2 separate regions of the Homo sapiens genome follow, and region 1 is linked to region 2. Evidence: chromatin loops called from intact Hi-C (ENCODE). Cell type or tissue: GM12878. All regions are shown on one strand. Each heading gives the region's core, and the rest is flanking DNA. Links, peaks and the distances in the headings are about the cores only. Region 1 overlaps LOC101929727 (a long non-coding RNA gene). Region 2 overlaps LOC101929727 (a long non-coding RNA gene).

The links. Peaks named below come from ENCODE experiments on the same cell type or tissue, not always from the same donor. Only the 100,000 strongest peaks of a DNase experiment are listed, where the experiment ranks them.
Region 1: it touches region 2 in a loop (5-fold over the local background); 1 of 110 quality-filtered maps calls a loop at or near these places.

The regions. Positions count from the first base shown.
Region 1 is chr10:88,134,168-88,143,340 of GRCh38, forward strand. The region is part of intron 1 of LOC101929727 (a long non-coding RNA gene); the gene reads left to right. Among named protein-coding and RNA genes, the nearest start is that of PTEN, 280 kb to the left of the region's middle. In GM12878, for the core only: no CTCF peak of the experiment used is centred there; a DNase peak (open chromatin) is centred at 4,334; H3K27ac peaks cover 617 bases.
Region 2 is chr10:88,266,527-88,275,699 of GRCh38, forward strand. The region is part of intron 1 of LOC101929727 (a long non-coding RNA gene); the gene reads left to right. It also overlaps a transcript of RNLS not described here. Among named protein-coding and RNA genes, the nearest start is that of RNLS, 310 kb to the right of the region's middle. RefSeq lists an enhancer at 5,075-5,124. In GM12878, for the core only: no CTCF peak of the experiment used is centred there; a DNase peak (open chromatin) is centred at 4,865; H3K4me3 peaks cover 441 bases; H3K27ac peaks cover 2,978 bases.

The DNA of each region.
Region 1 (9,173 bases), core at 2,306-6,305, 130 kb before region 2:
TATAGTCTACTAGGGGAGTTAGGGATACAAATACAAAAATACAATAAGACATTACAGGTATTAGAATGGATATATACATGAGAAACAGAGAAGGCACAATATCCAGAGTAGTCAGTTCTCTGTTGTAGGCCAGGAGATGCTTCAGAGAACAGCTTCATGTTTCTTAAATTCAGGTGGAAATGTTAGTGACTATTTGCCAAGGAGACAGCATTGCTGGCAAAGAGCTGGCATAGGATGGCTGTTGAAAGAACTCCACCATCACCATCACCATCAACATCATGATAATCACAACTACCACAACCATGGCCACCACCATCATTATGGCCATCACCATCATTATAACCACCACTACCACTACTATCGCCATCACCATCACCATCATAATATGACCACCTCACCACCACCACTACAAAGACCATCATTATAACCACCACTACTACTACTATCACCATCATCACCATCATCGTATGACCACCTCACCGCCACTGTCACCAACACCAACGTTTACTAACATTCATCAGTTGCTTCGTATGCTTAGGCATAGTGCTGAGGAAGGACCTCATTTGGATTATCTCACGTAATCTTGCAACCTATGAAGCAGGCACTCTTAGCATTCCCAATTTATAAGTGAAGAAACAGAGGGATGGCATGGTTAAATAATTGGCGCCACTTCATGCATCTAACAAGTGACAGGATTCAAACTCAGGTTTGCTTGATTTCAACTAAGCTTTTAAGTGGGTCTCTTGCAAGTCTGAAACATTTAGCCTGATGTTTAACTTTATCATTTTGATAGGTATTTTACTGCCCAGAAGCTCTTTGTGTTATTGGCAGGCATTTTAGGATTTGATTTTTTAAGTCATCTATTCAAATGTTAAACAAGATTATTCAAAGAACAAATCTCTGGGGAACCCCAAAGTGAGCAATTTTTGACACAGTGAAGTATATGATTATCCCAATCTGTTGTGTCCTGTTTTAAAATACATTTCAAAGCCTTGAGATAGTCAGTTCTCTGATGCTATGTGACCCAATGTGGCCACAGGTATGAAATCTTATCACGGTTTTTTGAAAGTCTGAAATATTGTACATTACTAGTTATGCCTTATTCACATCCTCACTTATAGCAAACATTAATCAGGGGGTAGAGATGAGGATTGTGTTCTTCAATGATTAGTAAGTACCAAAAACTACGCTCAGCACAATCTACATTATTTTGATTTTCTCAGCCAAAATCTCCATTTTTCAGATGAAAATACTGAGACCCAGACTGATGAGGTACCTTGCTGTAGGTCCTGCTATTAGTAAGTATAGAAGCCGGGACTTGATCACTGCTCGAGATCTCTGCAGAGCCTGCAATTTTATACCACGACTCAGAAATGGGAGTAAAAATAGAAAATAGGGAATTTAGGGAAAATGTCAACTTCCCAAATGGCTCTATCTTTCAGAAGTGCTTACTTTATTTGGGCCTAATTTTCAAAAGCCTGTAGAAACAAGGCAGAGAAAATACACAGAATCATTGCCTGTGCTCATGAGTCTCTGAGCTACTTGGGGTGTGCTGGCTACCATCCCTATGGTTTCATAATGCACTTTCCCTCTCTCACCCCACATTCAGACACTGCTCCAAACAAGACAACCTGTCTGTTTTCCTGCCACAAATGGGTAAAGTTGTCGACTTACTCTATCTTGACAATTATTGTTTTGAAAGAAACTTCTAAAAGTTTAATCACAGAGAATGCTTAGTCACTGGATACAATTTCAAAGAGAATTTGGAAACAAAATAAATAGTCTTGCCTTTTCTACCCCATAAGGTGTTGTGGGGCCCAATAGGATACGTTAATTTTTGAAAATGATATGCCTTTATTCAAATAAATGTAGGAGGTGTTACCGGGTCTTGACTTTTGTACCTTATAAGCAAGGCCATCTTGCTGCAGTTGCTCTGAAAGAAGATAAATGAAGTTCAGCCAGAGATGCTGCAGGAGAGGAATGTATGGTGGGTGTGTTATTGATGAGATATGATGGTTTTCTAGTTCTGTGACCTATAATTTTCTTATAACTCTGTGCCTCAGTTTCTCTATTTGAAAGATGGAGATATTAATAGAAACTGTCCCTAGGGTTACTGAAACTATTAAGTATGCTAATACGTATAAAGGGCTTCACACAGGAACTACCTCAGAGCTGCCACAGCAGAAATGTTAGCTCTTTTATTGTTATTCTCCATCACTGCCTTGATCCACCTGCCTGAAAATCTCATCTACCCAGAACAGTGAGCCTCAAGTTGTCAACTGCCCTTTAGCACAACTTCTGATAGAAGGCTAGAAGGCTAGAAGGCTGCCTGGTTGCTGACCAAGGATTTTCTTTTGCCTCTTAAAATGCTATCATTTTCTCTGTGTAAACCATAAACACATTAACAGAAAACAGGGCCTCGTTCACTAGGCTGCCATGAGCCTAGCTCCCAGCAGCAGCAGTTCCTGATATAACAAAGTGGTTTCACCTTACTTAGGTAGAAAAGATTATGTTGATTTCCTAAGTAGAAAACTCCAAAATATTGGCCAGAGTGCTATTCCTCTCATCACTTATGTCTTCAGGTCTTTCTGAGGGAGAAAAAAAAAAAAAAAAAAACTTGAAAAGAAAAAAACTCAATGTTTCTTTTTCCGCCAGATTGCTTCTTTAATTGGTGGGTCTGAGTGTGGCCCCATTTACCCAGTGGCTGTGCTAAGGTTTAACGACTAGACCAGTGGTTTGCACTAGCACTTGTCCTAGTTATTTGACACTTTTTGCTGTAGGTCAAAGTGAGTAGACATTCTGGTTTTGCAGGGACTGTCCCCAGTGAATTGGCTCAAAGTGTTTCTTTTTAGCCACTTTATGATGTACTGTGGCCCTTTAATTCCCACCTAGCCCCACTCAGACTGCAGACATGAAGTGATTGCTTTTATAAAATGTTAATTGGAAGGATTAAACAATCATCTGCTTTTTTCCTTTCTTTTTTTTTTTTATATGGAGGCTGAAATAAAAACCGAGGAGGTACAGGGTTGCTGGTAATTGCAACCTAAAAAGGCTGGGGATTCTGAAAAACCATACTACAACATAATTTCTATAGGAGGAGGGGGCACAGCTTTGGTCAAGCCTGTTTGGAGAAGCAAGAGAGTGACTTATTAGAGCATGTTGAAAGTTAAGAACCTGGGGAAACAAACTACCAAGCCAGTGTTAAAAAGGAAGTTAACCCGATGAAGGCACTCAAAGCAGGGCAAAGAAAGTGGCTAGTGGAATATAAAGTTCCAGCCTTGACCCTTACTACATAGTTTTAAATAAACACCATGAATACACCTTTGTTGATAATTATTTTCCATTTGACTTCCTACATTTTGAATGTAATATTAGCCAATGGAATACTAGTATTCTAGGGTTAGAAGAATCATTGGAAGCCATCTAGTCCTACTCCCTGTTGAGAATATTTTGAGGGCATTTGTGTAGGCCAGGCTGTAGCTGTATCTCATCCATGTTTGTTATAATGAGATCTGGGAATTTACACTGGAAACTCTTTGTTCATTTGCAAAATTTAAATTGTTCTTGATTAGGTTGCTTCCCAGAGCACTTTTATATAATTAGAATAAAATAAATTGTGGTGGGGAAAGGTGCTTATACATCATCATTGGATTACCCATCTGCCTTTGAGATGTGGCTGTGTAAATGGTTCAGCTGTGGGCCACTTGCCATGTTGGAAACTGGTGTATTGTAGTGTGTGGGGGGTGGGTGGGGGTAGGTGCCTGGCTTAGTTTAGATATTCATGATCAGTAGAAGTTCACAAAATGTGGAATTAACTGGTAATCATTGTGTAACTTGTGATACGCTTTCTTGGGCTGGACTTCTGGGATTTCATATGGCAGGAAGAAAGAATCACAGCCTAATAACAGTAACAATAATATTCTTATATGGCAGCAAATTTTACTGAGTGCATACTGTTCTCTCTATATGTGTGTGTATGTGTGTATGTATGTGTGTGTATGCATATACACACACACATATATACATATACTGTGTATAAATATATGCATATAATTACGCATTTAATCCTTTATGACATTTCATCTTTATAACATCCTTTAAGGTAGAAACTATTATTATTCTCATTTTACAGATGAGAAAATTGAGGTATGGAAAGATTAAATGATTGGACAAGGTTATTCAAGCCCAAGTTAGATGGGGTCATATTTTAAAAATGTAGTAAAGCCTCCATTCACAAGTAGATGAACTTGGACCACAAGGAGATAATGTGGTTTTCTCAATAGCAGAGGTGAAACTGGAACACAGATCTACTCCTTGTCAGCTTCACTTTCATATGTCACTCCCTCCACTCTCTGCTGGCTAAGTGTTAAGCAAGGTGATTTCTAAGATCTTTCAGTCTCTAAGCTGATATATTTCTGAGTCGAGCAAACATGAAATTTAAGTGTTGTCCTGGAAAATCCCCCTCTACTTAAACCTTTTCCTTTCAGGGGATAGGCGTGTCTTTCCAGAAATAGAGTTCAACAGCATCAAGCTACCATCATCCAATGGAAGTGATAGGAAAAAAATTACCTAGATGACTCATTTATCTTGTGAACCATGGACTCATAAAGAAGAAAACACATAGCAGGAACATACATATGTTATTACATGCTGAGATAGTAAGGTTAAAGAAAGTTAGAGAAGGTAAGTTTACAACAGAATGGAATAAACTATGCAGATAAGCTGGAAGTACTATAGAATTCTCCAACCATCTCTCCTTCAGTGCTAGGAGTCTGATAATTACATCAAAACCAGAATTATTTGCATGCCCAGACATCTTCATGGAGACTGCCCTGTTTGTCTTTTGTTAGTCTAGCTCAGTGGTCCTTACACTTAAACATGCCTAAAAATTATTGTATAGGGCTGTATATACACAGGATAATGTATGCTGTCATGTGTGGATAAAATAGGGGGCTTTGTGAAGGGTATTTTTGACTATATGAAATTTTCCCCTGTAAGTGCAGGCTTTAAAACCTAACAATTGGAGGAGATGTATGCCCACTTTAAATCTACATGTCAAACTTATTGGCTTGTGAATTCAGTAAAATTAATAGCAACAGGAATAGCAATCATTACCATGGAGAATCATTTAGTGGGGTATTTTGCTGTTGCATAGACGTCATCAGAGAGGACATAGGAATCTTAATAGCATCTGTCAGAGAATTCAAAGGTATTAGATTTAGGGCTTTAAAAGTTTATGATTTTCTATCCAGTCAACTGACCCAAATATTATCCTCAAACACTCTTGGATCATTGAACATATGTTACATCTTTCATGAAGACTTCTTTGACTTAATTGCTTCTTTTGTTTGTTCGTTTGTTTGTTTGTTTTGTGAGACAGAGTCTTGCTTTGTCACCCAGGCTGGAGTGCAGTGGCATGATCTCAGCTCACTGCAATCTCCGCCTCCCAGTTCAAGCGATTCTCGTGTCTCAGCCACCCCAGTAGCTGGAATTACAGGCATGCACCACCATGCCTGGCTAATTTTTGTATTTTTAGTAGAGATAGAGTTTTGCCATGTTGGCCAGGCTGGTCTCAAACTCCTGGCCTCAAGTGATTCGCCTACCTCAGCCTCCTAAACTACTGGCGTTACAGGCATGAGCTTCTGTGCCCAGCCTTAATTGCTTCTTTAGTGCTGCCCCTGCACTTAACACAGAAATCTGTAGAAGTGATTATTCTCATTGTATGTTAAGGGCTTATTTGTGGATGACTATCTTCTCAAGTATCTTCCAAGGTAGAACATGTGCCTTTTTAGTGTTATTACCTCAATTTTTAGTAGAGATGGCCAACTCGCATCATTTGCTCAATAATTATTTATTGATTGACTCGATTAATCCGAGTCACTATAGCATTCTACTTTCTGAGGAATGGGAGGACTACAATCAGGGCCTAAGCTTTTAGCATACACTCAGTTTGCATTGTGCTAAATTTTCTGTTAAAAAGATAACATCTGCCTGCCCCAATAGGAGCTGGAGATTTCAGGCATCCTGCTTTGACCAGTTGGTTTATACCTGAAAGGTCTCTCTGTAGAGCTTTGGCAAGAAAACCTGTTACTAAGAAGAGGTTACAATTTCTTTCTCTAATGTGAGTTGACATTAGGGTCTGATTTGGGCCAGGGTCTGCCTCTGGCCTATAGATCTCCCAGAAAGAACCCATGCATATTTTGTCCCTAAAGACTGAATTACCATCTCTTTCTCCCTGCAGAGCTAAGGGGGCATTCTGGGATGCAGGTGGTGCTCAGGAATTTTCAGCTTTTCTTGAGGATCTGAAATTGCAGTAGTATCCTTTAGGTTGCAGTGGGTAGGCAGATATCTTTACCTGTTGGCTCTGAAAAGCCAGATCATCTATCTGATGAATGACCTAAAGTCCCTTCTTTCATATATTCCCTTTTTAACATGGTGACACTTTTCTGGCTTAGAGAATAAATGAAAAAAAAAAAAACACAAAAGAAAATAAACAAAACCCAGGAATTCAGCAATGGAAGAGATCTTGGTGATTATAGGGTCTGGTAACTTTTTTCTTTTCTTTAACTTTTCAAAAATTGTAAAATATAACATACATACAGAAAAGTATATAAAACAGATACACAATAATGTGAATAATTATAAAGCCAACACCTATGTTTCACACTGAGGTTAAGAAATAGAATGCTGCCAGCATTTTAGAAGCTTCCTGTGTTTCCTTCAGGATGACAGCTTTCTCCCTTGACCCTGGAGGGAATCACCATCCTCAATTCAATACAATACAATTCAATACAATCATCTCTTTGATCTTCTATGTAATTTGACTATCAAATTGGCATCTCTAACATTTTCTTTATGTAAATAGGATCAAATTACATACGTTGTTTTTTCATCAATATATTTGTAAGATTCACTCATGTTATTGTGTGTGGCTGTCATTTGCTTTCATTTCTCTTTAGCTTTCCAGTTGGTAATGTACCACAATTTATATCTGCAGTTGTCTCTTTTTTGGTTATTTCAGCCTGCTGTGTAGAACATTCTTTACACTCATCCTGGTGTACATGTGTGCAAGTTTCTGTAGTCTAGGGCATAGACCCAAGGTGGACACGTTTATATTATCAAACTGTTCTCCAAAGTAAGTGTATCAGTTTTTACTCTAATCACATTCTGGGCAACACTTGGTTTTGGCAGACCTTTTAATCTTTTGCCATTCTTATGAATGTGTATGGTAGTGGTATTGGTATTCTGTGGTTTTGACTTTCATTTCCTTAATTATTAATGAGGTTGAGCACTTTTCCATATGTTTATTGACCATTTGGACTTAGTAACTGTGAAGCGTCTGTTTACGACTTTTTGCCCATTTGTATTTGGTTTTCTGTCTTTTAAAATTTGATTTTTAGATATTCTTTACCGATTCTGGGATTGTATGCTTTTCAGATAATTTCTATAATTCTGTAGCTTGGTCATTTCACTTGCAATGTGGTGTCTTATGGTAAACTGAAATTCTTAATTTTAATGCAGTCAAATGTATCAGTCTTTTTCAATATGAATATTACTTTATGCATCTTGTTCAAAAAATTATCCTCTACCCCAAGATCATGAAGACCTACTGTATTTTTTTCTAAAAGCTTTATAGTTTTGTCTTTCACATTTGGCTCCATAATCCCCCTGGAGTTGACTTTTACATACAGTTTGAGCTAGGAATTCATTGGCATTTTTCTTTTTCCATTATAATTTATTAAAAAACCCTCTTTCCCCCATTAATTTGCAGTGCCACTTCTCATAAACTAAATCCATATATGTATGTTTCTGTTTTTGAGTTCTACGGTTTTATTTATCTACCCTTGAGCCAATACCACAACGTCTGTTACTGTATCTTTAAAATAAGTTTTGGTATCTGGTATACATAATTCTCCCACCTTGATTTTCTTCTTCAAGATTGTCTTAAAGAAGATACTTATTTTCCTTTTGCACTTCCATAGAAATTTTAGAATCAGCCTGTCAAAATCCTCAACAACCTATTGAGTTTTGACTGGAATTACAATGACTTTTAAAACAATGGTGAATTGACATTTTTGTAACACTAAGTTTCCCCATCCATGAACATGGAATAGCTCTCTTCTTTAATGACTGTTAATAAGGATTTCCAGTTTTCTTCATAGTAGTCTCACATATCTTTTGCTAGATTTATTCCAAGGAACTTGATATTTTTGATGCTGTACTAAATAATGTGATTTAAAAATGTTATTTTCTAGATTTTTATCAAAGGACTATAATAATACAGTTGATTTCTATATATTGAGTTTGTATCCAACAAATATGCCAAACCCTGTTATCAATTTTAATAATTTAAATATAGTTTCTAAGGGGTTTTCTACATTAAAAATTGTATTACAGTTTTGTTTCTTTCCAAACTTTATAGCTCTAATTTCTTTTCTTTTCTTTTTTTTCTTTTCTTCATGTTGTGCTGATAAGGGCCTCCAGTTCAATGATTAATAGAAGTGAAAGCAAGCTTGCATCCTTGCCTTTTTTCTGATCTCAAATGTAAATATTTTAACATTTCACCATTAAGCAAGACATTTTTGATGTAGATTTTTGTAGCTATCCTTTCTTATGATAAGGAAGTTATCTCTATACCTAATGTGCAAAGAGGATTATATATAATTTTATCATGAATGTATATTAAATTTTGTTGAATGCTTCCTTTTGTCTGTGAGATGATCATATGATTCTTTGATCTGCTAATGAAGTAAATTACATTGATTTATTTTCTAATTTTAAACAAAACTTGAATTCTTGGGATAAAGCCAACTCGGTCATTACCTATTATCTTTTCTATGTATTGCTTTAGTTAACTAATGATTTTGCTCAAGATTGCTTTCCTTTTTCATACTGAATTGTTTTGCTGGCCTCATCACATGAATTGAGAATTGTCTCCTCTTCCTCTCATTTCCCCAGAACAGAGCATAAGATTAAAGTTTTTTTGTTGTTGTTTTTTCTTGACTGTTTGGGTCTAGATTTTTTTGTTTGTTTTTTGAATGTGAGACTTTTTTAGTACAATTCAATTTCTTTAATGCTTATGAGATATTCGGATGGTATATTTTTTCTTGTGTTAGTTTTAGTAAGTTATATATATTCACAAGACATTTTTCTATTACATCAAAAAGTTTAAT
Region 2 (9,173 bases), core at 2,699-6,698:
CATTGCTTTGTAAAGTGTAGAATTATTCTCTTTTGACCAAGCCAACAGTCTAGAAGTTGTGGGTGGGACTTGGTCTTGCAAACAGAAATATTCTATTGTGGTTTGCATTGTTTTTATCATGTCACAGTTCAGACTCCTACTTCCAAGGCAATCTCTTTTCTTTTAAATACACACACACACACACACACACACACACACACACACACACACCCCACACACACCACAAATGCCAAACAACTTCTACTTAAAAAAAAAAGTCATCATGCATGGCTGCCAGCATGTACATCACTCAGATTCTCCCTTTAAGAGAACCTGCTGTGAGAAAGGTAGCTGGCTGCTGGTGTCAGCTGCTATCAGAGCACAAAAGCTGGGCCATTTTCTTCCTCTAACAGTCAATCTTTGCTCTGGGGATCTGCAGTGGCCAGGCTGAGGTCATCTCAAATTTGAATCGTTGTCTTTGGTCTTCATAGCCAGTCCTCCTTCCCTCCTTCTTTGTCTCCCAGTGCAGGTGTCAGACCTGTGTCACTGTCTGAAAGCTGTCCCTGCCTACTCCTGTTCCCTGTACCCTTTATCTTTCATAGGCATTTTCCTTCTAATTTGGTCTTTGTGTCTGTTTTGCAGAGGACCCAAATTAATACACCATAAATTCTAGTTTTAGTGAATTACAAATCTCCCAGGGTGAAGACTCTAGCATCTTGTCAGATGTTTGAGCTCACATTGCTGCAAACCCAGGAAGCAATATATAAGAGATGCTATAAAGCAAAAGGAGGCTGGGCACAGTGGCTCACATCTGCAATCACAGCACTTTGGGAGGCTCAGTCAGGAGGATTGCTTGATCCCAGAGTTTGAGACCAGCCTGGGCAACATAGCGAGACCCCCTCTTCACCAAAGGGGAAAAAATTAGCTGAGTATGGTGGCGCAAATCTATAGTCCTTGCTACCCAGGAGGCTGAGGCAAGAGGATTGCTTGAGTCCAGGATTTCAAGGCGCAGTGAGCTACAATCACACCACTGTGCTCCAGCTTGGGCAACAGAGTGAGACCCTGTCTCTAGAAACAGAACAAAACAAACAACTACCCCCTGTCAAGGAGTGGTTGGACTCCTGGATGAAAATACCACCAATACATACTTTAAGTCTAACCAGGAGAACACAAAACCTACAAATTGAGCACATCTGAACAATAAAGTCAGACCTTCCCATTTTGAGTTAGGGTGCATTTTTAAAAAGATGGCCAATGGCAGAAAGGCTCAGAAAGGAGGAAGAAGTGAGGAATAGAGAATTTGGATGTGGAAGTTGAGAAGTCATGTGATTCAGTGTCTTCTTAAAGGTCTCAGAGGCCACAGAAGGGAAGAGAGCCTGCCATGGCTGTGCTGTTCCCAGAGAAATTTTGATTTTAAATATCTTGGTAAGAAAATTAAATTCTACAGCCTTATAGGGGAGAAACGTTGGTGTAAGATTTTTTCATAAACAGAAAGGTTCTGTGAATTTTGGCAGTGCTCAAAGAAGGTATTCGAGACAACACTTGGTTTTATTTTACGCTTTTCAAAGATTTTGAACTGCATATGGATTCTTCTATTAAATAATCACTAATTGGATCTCTTTTCAGACCTACCATAGTTCAGGGTTGCGTTATTTCAATATGCAAGCTCACCCTCTGAAGGCTTCTCAATGGTGGCGCTATTGGCATTTTGGGTGGACTATCTTGTGTTAGGCAGGATAGTCCCATACCTCTCAAGACCATTTAGCATCCCTGGCCTGTGTCCATTAAATGTCACTTGTGTTCCCCACTTCCCAGTCATTGAAAAAACTTGAAAGCTCTCCATATATTTCCCGATGCCCTCCTCACCTTCAAAGATGTGCTACCATGCCAGATTGGTGAAAAACAAATGAACAGACAATTCCCAATGATTAGACATGGCCAAACCATGCAATAGGACCATGTGGGAGGTGGCTGTGGGGGGGTTGATTCCATGGCCCCTGCATGCTGTATATCTCTCTCACTAGAATGACAGTTTCAAAAATGAATCAGGATGGCTTAAGCGAAAGAAGAACTTATTGATTCCTACAGGCAGACAGGCCAGGGCTGAATTCAGAGCTCAAATGATGCCATCAGGTCTCAGTTTATCTCCATCTCTTGGCTCTCCCATCCTCTGTGTTAACTTTATTCTTGACCTTCCTATGGGGACCCTGGCAGCTCTAGACTTGCCCCACAGAGTGGCATGGCTACCAGCAGCTTTGGCTCAGATCTTTTGCTTCAAGTCCAGTGGGAAACTCTTGCAATGTTCTGAGTCCCAGTCTGACAGAATGAATTTATTTCAAGTTTATTTTACCTCTGAACCAGTTGGTGTGGCCAATACAACATGAAGCACTGACTAACTCAGGCTTAGGGGTTCTGACCACTCCAGCACATGGTGGCTTGCCCCACCCCAGGCCACACGGACTGAGGGTAGTGAAAGGAAGCCTACTCAAATAAAACCTCTGGAAAGAAAGGCTGTTAAGCCCTGATGTTAGGGGGACAATCAACAAATGTTCACTAGAGTCAGAAAATTGCTGGAATCTATAATAAAGATCAGTGAAACTCAAAGAGACATATCCTCTTTGGGGAGAAAGCAATATAATGCAAAATGCAGGTGCATCAAATCTTTCAGACTTCTTTGGCCACTTTTAAACATATTTGACAACCATGAGATTGAATAAAATATTTTCATACACAGGGCCCTGGTTTGGCATTCACAGGGAGTGGATATGAACTGATACTTCTCTGAATCAAGGAGTATTTACAATGAGATTCCTGAGAATAGGTTGTCTATATGTAAATAGGGCTAGTATACTAAGCTGAGGTCCTATGCATGAAACTATTTTATTAGTCCTCCCTCCCTAATTTCATGTTTTTTCACTGCTTGCTTGATGCTTTGGCAGAAAAACCAAAGTGACAGCTATATTAGGCAGGTCTGAGCCGTCATTCTTACCCATCATCAAACTAGGGCCTGGCCTAACTGACTCCTGCTGAAACAGGAGGCTCTGGGTTTACAAGGTCTTGATCCATTATTTGGGTGACTGCCCCACAACAGGCCAAAGACAGAAGTCATGGATGTCTGAGGGGCATTTTAAAAAAGGGTTTCAGAATTGGGCAACAGGGGCCTGAGAAGTCTCCTTTATCCATGGCTTACACTGCTTTGAGGGGGCCTTAGAGGAATACAATGTGTTCCTTCTTTAACTTGTAGTGCTGCTCTTCTTTGGACTTGATTTATGTACACAACAATAGAAGGTTTTATTTGAATATAACTTCTATGACTATAGCACAGTTTGTTATTTTGTTTTATCATTATTATTATTTTTTGAGACAGAGTCTCGCTCTGTTGCCCAGGCTGGAGTGCAGTGGCAAGATCTTGTCTCATTATAACCTCCGCCTCCTGGGTTCAAGTGGTTCTCCTCTCTCAGCCTCCCGAGTAGCTGGGACTCCAGGCGTGCGTGACCACGCCCAGCTTATAGTGCAGTTTGAAATCCACTTGTCTAACCAAACCCTTCATATTTCTGACAAAGCCCTGAGAAGAAGAGTCATTTCTTTAAGCCAGCCGGGAACATGAGTCTTCTAAACTTTGAGGCCCTCTTTGACAAGAGGAGAGAGGAGTAAACGAAACAATGACACTTATTTCTACCTATAATCTCCGTTGATCGACCTTTGTACTCCACGGTGAGTCTTGCAGCTAAGAGACGCAAATTAGACCTATTTGCACTCCTAGTGCGGTCAAGTGCAGTCAAGATCTCCTTCTCCTTGAGCATCAGGTGGTGTCTCCTGGCTGCTCTCCACATCTTTTATTCTGAGGATTTAGCTGGCTTGCCTCAGTCTTCAGGCCAGGCACTCCAAAGGCAATTTAGGGGACAAGTCTTGCTTGTTAGATACTGGGTCCCTTCAGCCTCAGTTGCTGTCTTGTGCCTCAGGGGTTCCTAAACTCGAAGTGGTGGCCCAGAGTTTCCTTCAGGTGCTATGACACTGATTTGAGAAAGAAACCTAAGTTTCAGCTGCCCACTGTTTCCCTCTGTGAGCAACTTGAGTCTGGTTCCACTCAGGATCCTCTGAGAACTTAGCTCAATACTTGTCCAATAGTAAACACTCCATAATGTTTGCCTGTTTGAATCTATAATCAAAATCTCCAGTAGGAGAAGGCCCTTGTATTTCTGTTTCATTTTTTTTGCTAGTTGGTGGGAGAACACACTTTTCAAAATACTAATAGTTCACCACCGGACAAGAGATACATACAACCCCAACTTCCAAGTAAATGGAAAATACCTTTTCTGGGTACGTTTATTTGGAAAGGGTTTCTTCACTTGAAGAAAGAATTAACAAACCCCTGTTTGGGAGGATAAAACAAGAAATTCCTTTGGGATGTCTCAAGTTTCTAGAGAGCCAGGCTCTCGCAGGCTGAGGTGGCTTCCACACTGTTCATGAACTGCTCTTGGCGGGCTGGTGGCCTGTTTGATATTCTGAGGTCTAGCAAAGATTTAGCTCCAGGGGGTCATCAAGAGGTCATGGTCTTGATCATTTCCTCTGTTATTTATCTTTGGCTTGTGGTACTGGAGCCTGCCTTTGATACAGGGCATTTCTACCACAGCTGCACAGAATCAAGCATTTCAGTGATTTGGTTTGAGGTGAAGGAGGCTTGGCTTCTAATGCTGCGAAAATGTCACTGGGTACATCTGAGAATATCTAGCTCTGTCCTTCACTGATGAGCAAATTCATTTCTGGGGGTTTACCAGTGGCACTTCCCAGACTTGGGTCAGGAAAGGAATCCTCCTGGTGAGGACAGCAGTTTTCAGTTTGAGTAATTCCATTTTCAGTTCCTTCTGAGACATTTTTCTTGCTCTGAGCTGGAGATAAAAGCAGCATGTCTCAGGCCTCTAGGGTGGATCTCTACTTTTCAACACTGTTTATGACTCACCTGTGACTGCCCTCAGTGCAGCCAAGGGGACCATTTATGCTGAATTAGCCTTTGGATTTTTCTTCTTAGTGACAGCAAAACTTCCGTGACAGCAAACAAGTAAACCACAGGAACATCCCTGGTCTGCTCAGCACAGCAGGCTCTTGGGTTCTCAGAGAGCCTGGGAGGACTTTTCAGCTTGTCTTATGTGGGTTTGTTCACCCCGTCCGGTTTCATTTTTATTTAAAACAATTGGTATCTTTCATCTTGGTTGCCAAGTATGGGTTGCATATGGTTTTGACCTGATATGAAGGGCCCAAATCAAATACCCAGGACTTGGCCTGGAAAATTGGTTGTATAAGACCTGCTCTCTTGTTCCCCTAAAAAGCAGCCTAGCAAATGGAAGCAATGGGTCCCAGGAGTTCGTTTCTGTATGCGGCTCTAACTCTGCCACGAAGGCCAGGACAGATAGTGTGCAGTGCTCTGTCATGTCTACCAGAGAAAATGATGCAACATGTGCTGGAGACTTTACCATCTGTGCAAGAGTGCAGCCCTAGGCTCAATCCAAAAGAAAAAGGAAGTGGCATTATAGCAGGGATATTCCCAGTGAGTCAAATTCCCAGAACAGCCTGTCCCTCCTCAAGGTGGTCAGTGTGCCCCAGCATCTCACCTCCAGATTTGGACTAAAACAGAACTGTTGCGTGCAGGGGTTAGAGAGGACTAGAGCAGTGATGTATTTTATATATCATATTTTCTAGCAATGGTTTTCCATCTGAAACCCAGTTTACATTGTGGCCCAGGGCACAGAAACAGAAGCTTTATGAAACAAGTTACTGTTTCCATGTGTCAGCATTCTAATTTTCCTTTCCTTTTCCTGTTCTTTTTTCTGTTATTTTAATTTTTTAAAAAAGCTTCTTGACTCACTAAATTACTATAACAAACCACTTATGAGTCAAAGCCCATATTTTGAAAAACAACATTGCATTAGTGTATACAGGCAGCACCTTGGGAACATTTATAGAATATGGATTCTTGGGTCCCTCTCCAGGGATTCTAATTCAGTCATTCCTGGGCCCAAGAATCTACGTTTTATGTTAACCTGACCTAAATGTGACCATTATGAGGGCAGGAAACGGTTTTGATCCCTAACATATCCCAAGTGCTTTACATGAAGAACTTGGTACAGCACAGGCTCTTGGTCATTGGTGGTTGAATAAATAAATGAATGAAAAAGTATTGATCTTCAAATGATTCCATCCTTCAACCCCAGCCGTGCCTCCCTTTGCATCTATACTGTTGTCTTCGTTTTTTTAAGATAGATACTCAAATAGTCTCTAGACCTTTGAATTGCAAAATTGCTTTGAATCTCCAAGTTGGAAGCTGCCTTGAAAGTCTCTAATCTAGGGATTCTCAGGTGTAGAAACTTTGTCTCGCTGCTTTAGAATTCCTTGGGGAAGTTTAAGGCAAATACATATCCCTAGACCCCAGCCCTGGAGTTTCAATCCAGGTAGATAGGGTTCATGGCCCAGGAATCTGCATTCTATCCTCCCTCGGGTGATGCTGTGGCCCAGCCAGGGTTGGGATGCACTGTTCTTGTGACCTCTCCCCACTGTGGATCACTGTGGATGGTGGTCACCCAGCCTCTGCTGGAAACATTTTGGGCTGGCAGAAAGAAACTCCCAGAGGTCTGCTCCACATTGAAAAGCTCTGCTTATTGGAAATTTCTTACTGATATTAGCTTCAATCACTTTCCTACTGCTGCTAGTCTTGGTTCTGCCCTCTGGAGCACCTCAACACAAGGCCAATTGGCTGCCTGACTGCTCATTGTGAAAATACAGAAAAAATATAAAGAAAGAAATGAAAATTTTTTAAAATCCCACCACCTTGAAGACATTGAATATTTCTTTTGGTCTTAATATATGTACACACATAAATGCATGTTATACTCACTTGATGTTTTTTAGAAATGACAAGCATCCTGTATTCTTGACTTAGCATTACATATTGTGGGTTTTCTCTTAACATTATATCACAAAAAATATCCCAGATAGAAAAATTTGCTTTAAACCCACATTTTAAAATGACTGCATTAAATTCCACTGTTTTGATCTATTAGAATTTATTCAGCCATTTCCTGTTAGTGTTGATTTAGGTTATTTCCAGTTTTCCACTATCATAACTAATGCTTAAATAAACATATTGCAAATAAACCATCGTCTGCATCCTGGATTATTTCTTTAAGCCAGACTCCTAGATGAAATTTATTGAGTTAGAAAACATGCTTTAAAAAACACTTGATACATATTGCCACTTACTATGCGAACAGGATGTGAAAGTTTTCACTTGTACCAGTCATTTTAATCCCTGATTAGAATTTAGTCATTCAAAAAAAAATGCCAAATTGATAGGTTAAAAAATTACGTTTCATTATAGTTTTTAATTTGTATACTTTTTGTTTACTCATAAGGCAGAACACGATTTTAAATATAAACACACATACATAAACATACATATGTACACATTTTGATTACTCATGAGGCAAAACATGTTCATATATATTTGTGTGTGTGTATTTTTTCCCATTTGTTTTGGCATTTCCCTTAAACAGGATGTTAAAAGATAAAGAAATAGATTTAGTCTATTTTTCTGCTAGAGAGAGGGGCCTCACACTTCTTGTTGATTTGCAAATGCCCTTCTCCTCTTTGTAAGTATAAGAAATATCAACTTCTTTATTTATTGTGGTAAATATACATAACATAAAAGTGATGATTTTAACCACATTTAAATGTGCAGTTCTGTGGCATTAAGTACATTCACACTGTTGAGCACCCATAACCATCATCCATCTCCAGAACTTTTTACCTTCCCAAACTAAAACTCTGACCCACTAAACACTCACTCTCCATTGCCCTCTTCTCCCAGCCCTTGGCAACCACCATTCTATTTTCTGTCTCTGTGAAACTGACTGCTCTAGATTCCTCATATAAGTAGAATTATGTAATATTATTTTTTGTGATAGGCTTATTCCACTTTGCATAATGACTTTAAGCTTCATCCATATTGCAGCATGTCAGAATTTCCTTCCCTTTTAAGGCTAAACAATAGCCCATTGTATGTTTATACCACATTTTATTTATCTATTCATCTATCCATGGACACTGGGTTGCTTCCACCTTTTGGCTGTTGTGAATAAAGCCGCTGTGAACATTGGTGTACAAATGTTCGTTCAAGTCCCTACTTTCACTTCTTTTGGATAGATATCCAGATGTGGAACTGCAGATCATACAGCAATTCTATATTTCATTTCTAAAGAAATTGCCGTATCATTTTCCATAGTAGCTACATCATTTTACATTCCCACCGGCACTGCACAAGGGAATCCAATATCTCCACATCCTTGCCAACATTTATCTTCTGTTTTGCTTCTAAATAATAGCTATCCTAAAGGCTGTGAAGTGGTATCCTTAAAAAAAAAAATCAAATAAAACCTGACTGTGTGCTCCAATTTCCAGGAAGTCAGATGGGAAATCCAATCGCCATCATCCAGGGGCTCTTCGCACATCCTAGAATCACACCAGCACTTGGTACCTGAAAATCAAAGGAATATCCTTCAACCCCAGTGCCACCCAACACAATGGCCTCTGACACCTTGTCTACACTAATAGTGGTTCTTTGCTTTCACGGAACATATATAGACCTGGAATGGGGAGGGTTCTGGCTCTATAGGTGGTCTTGCTAACTTTTTGAGGAGCTGCCACCAAGCAGGACCCCCCATTTTACATTCTTTATCCTAACCTTGTCCCACTTATTTCAGTTATAAAAAATTCTATCAGTTGGCTTTAAAATACTCTTCATAATTGTTATCTTCTATTAATCTTCAAATTATTATTTAAAACATATAGAATATATAAAAAATTAACATATTCCTTTGAATGCAGGTCTCAGTTTTAATACATTTTAACATTTTGCCTTATAAAAACTCTTGCACAAGGGTAAAAAGAGAAATGTGCAAACATATTTATTGCAACAATGTTGCAACAGTAAAAATTTAGAGCAACCTGATGTCTATCAGTAGGGAAATGGACAAATAAATTGTGATATATTCATAAAATGGAAGAGTGTACAGTAGTAAAAATCAACGAAATATATCTATGTATATCGACATGGAAAAATACTAAAAATACAACCCTGGGGGAATAAAGTTCTAAATACATACAATATGCTGTAAAATTAAAAACGCACAGAACATTACCAT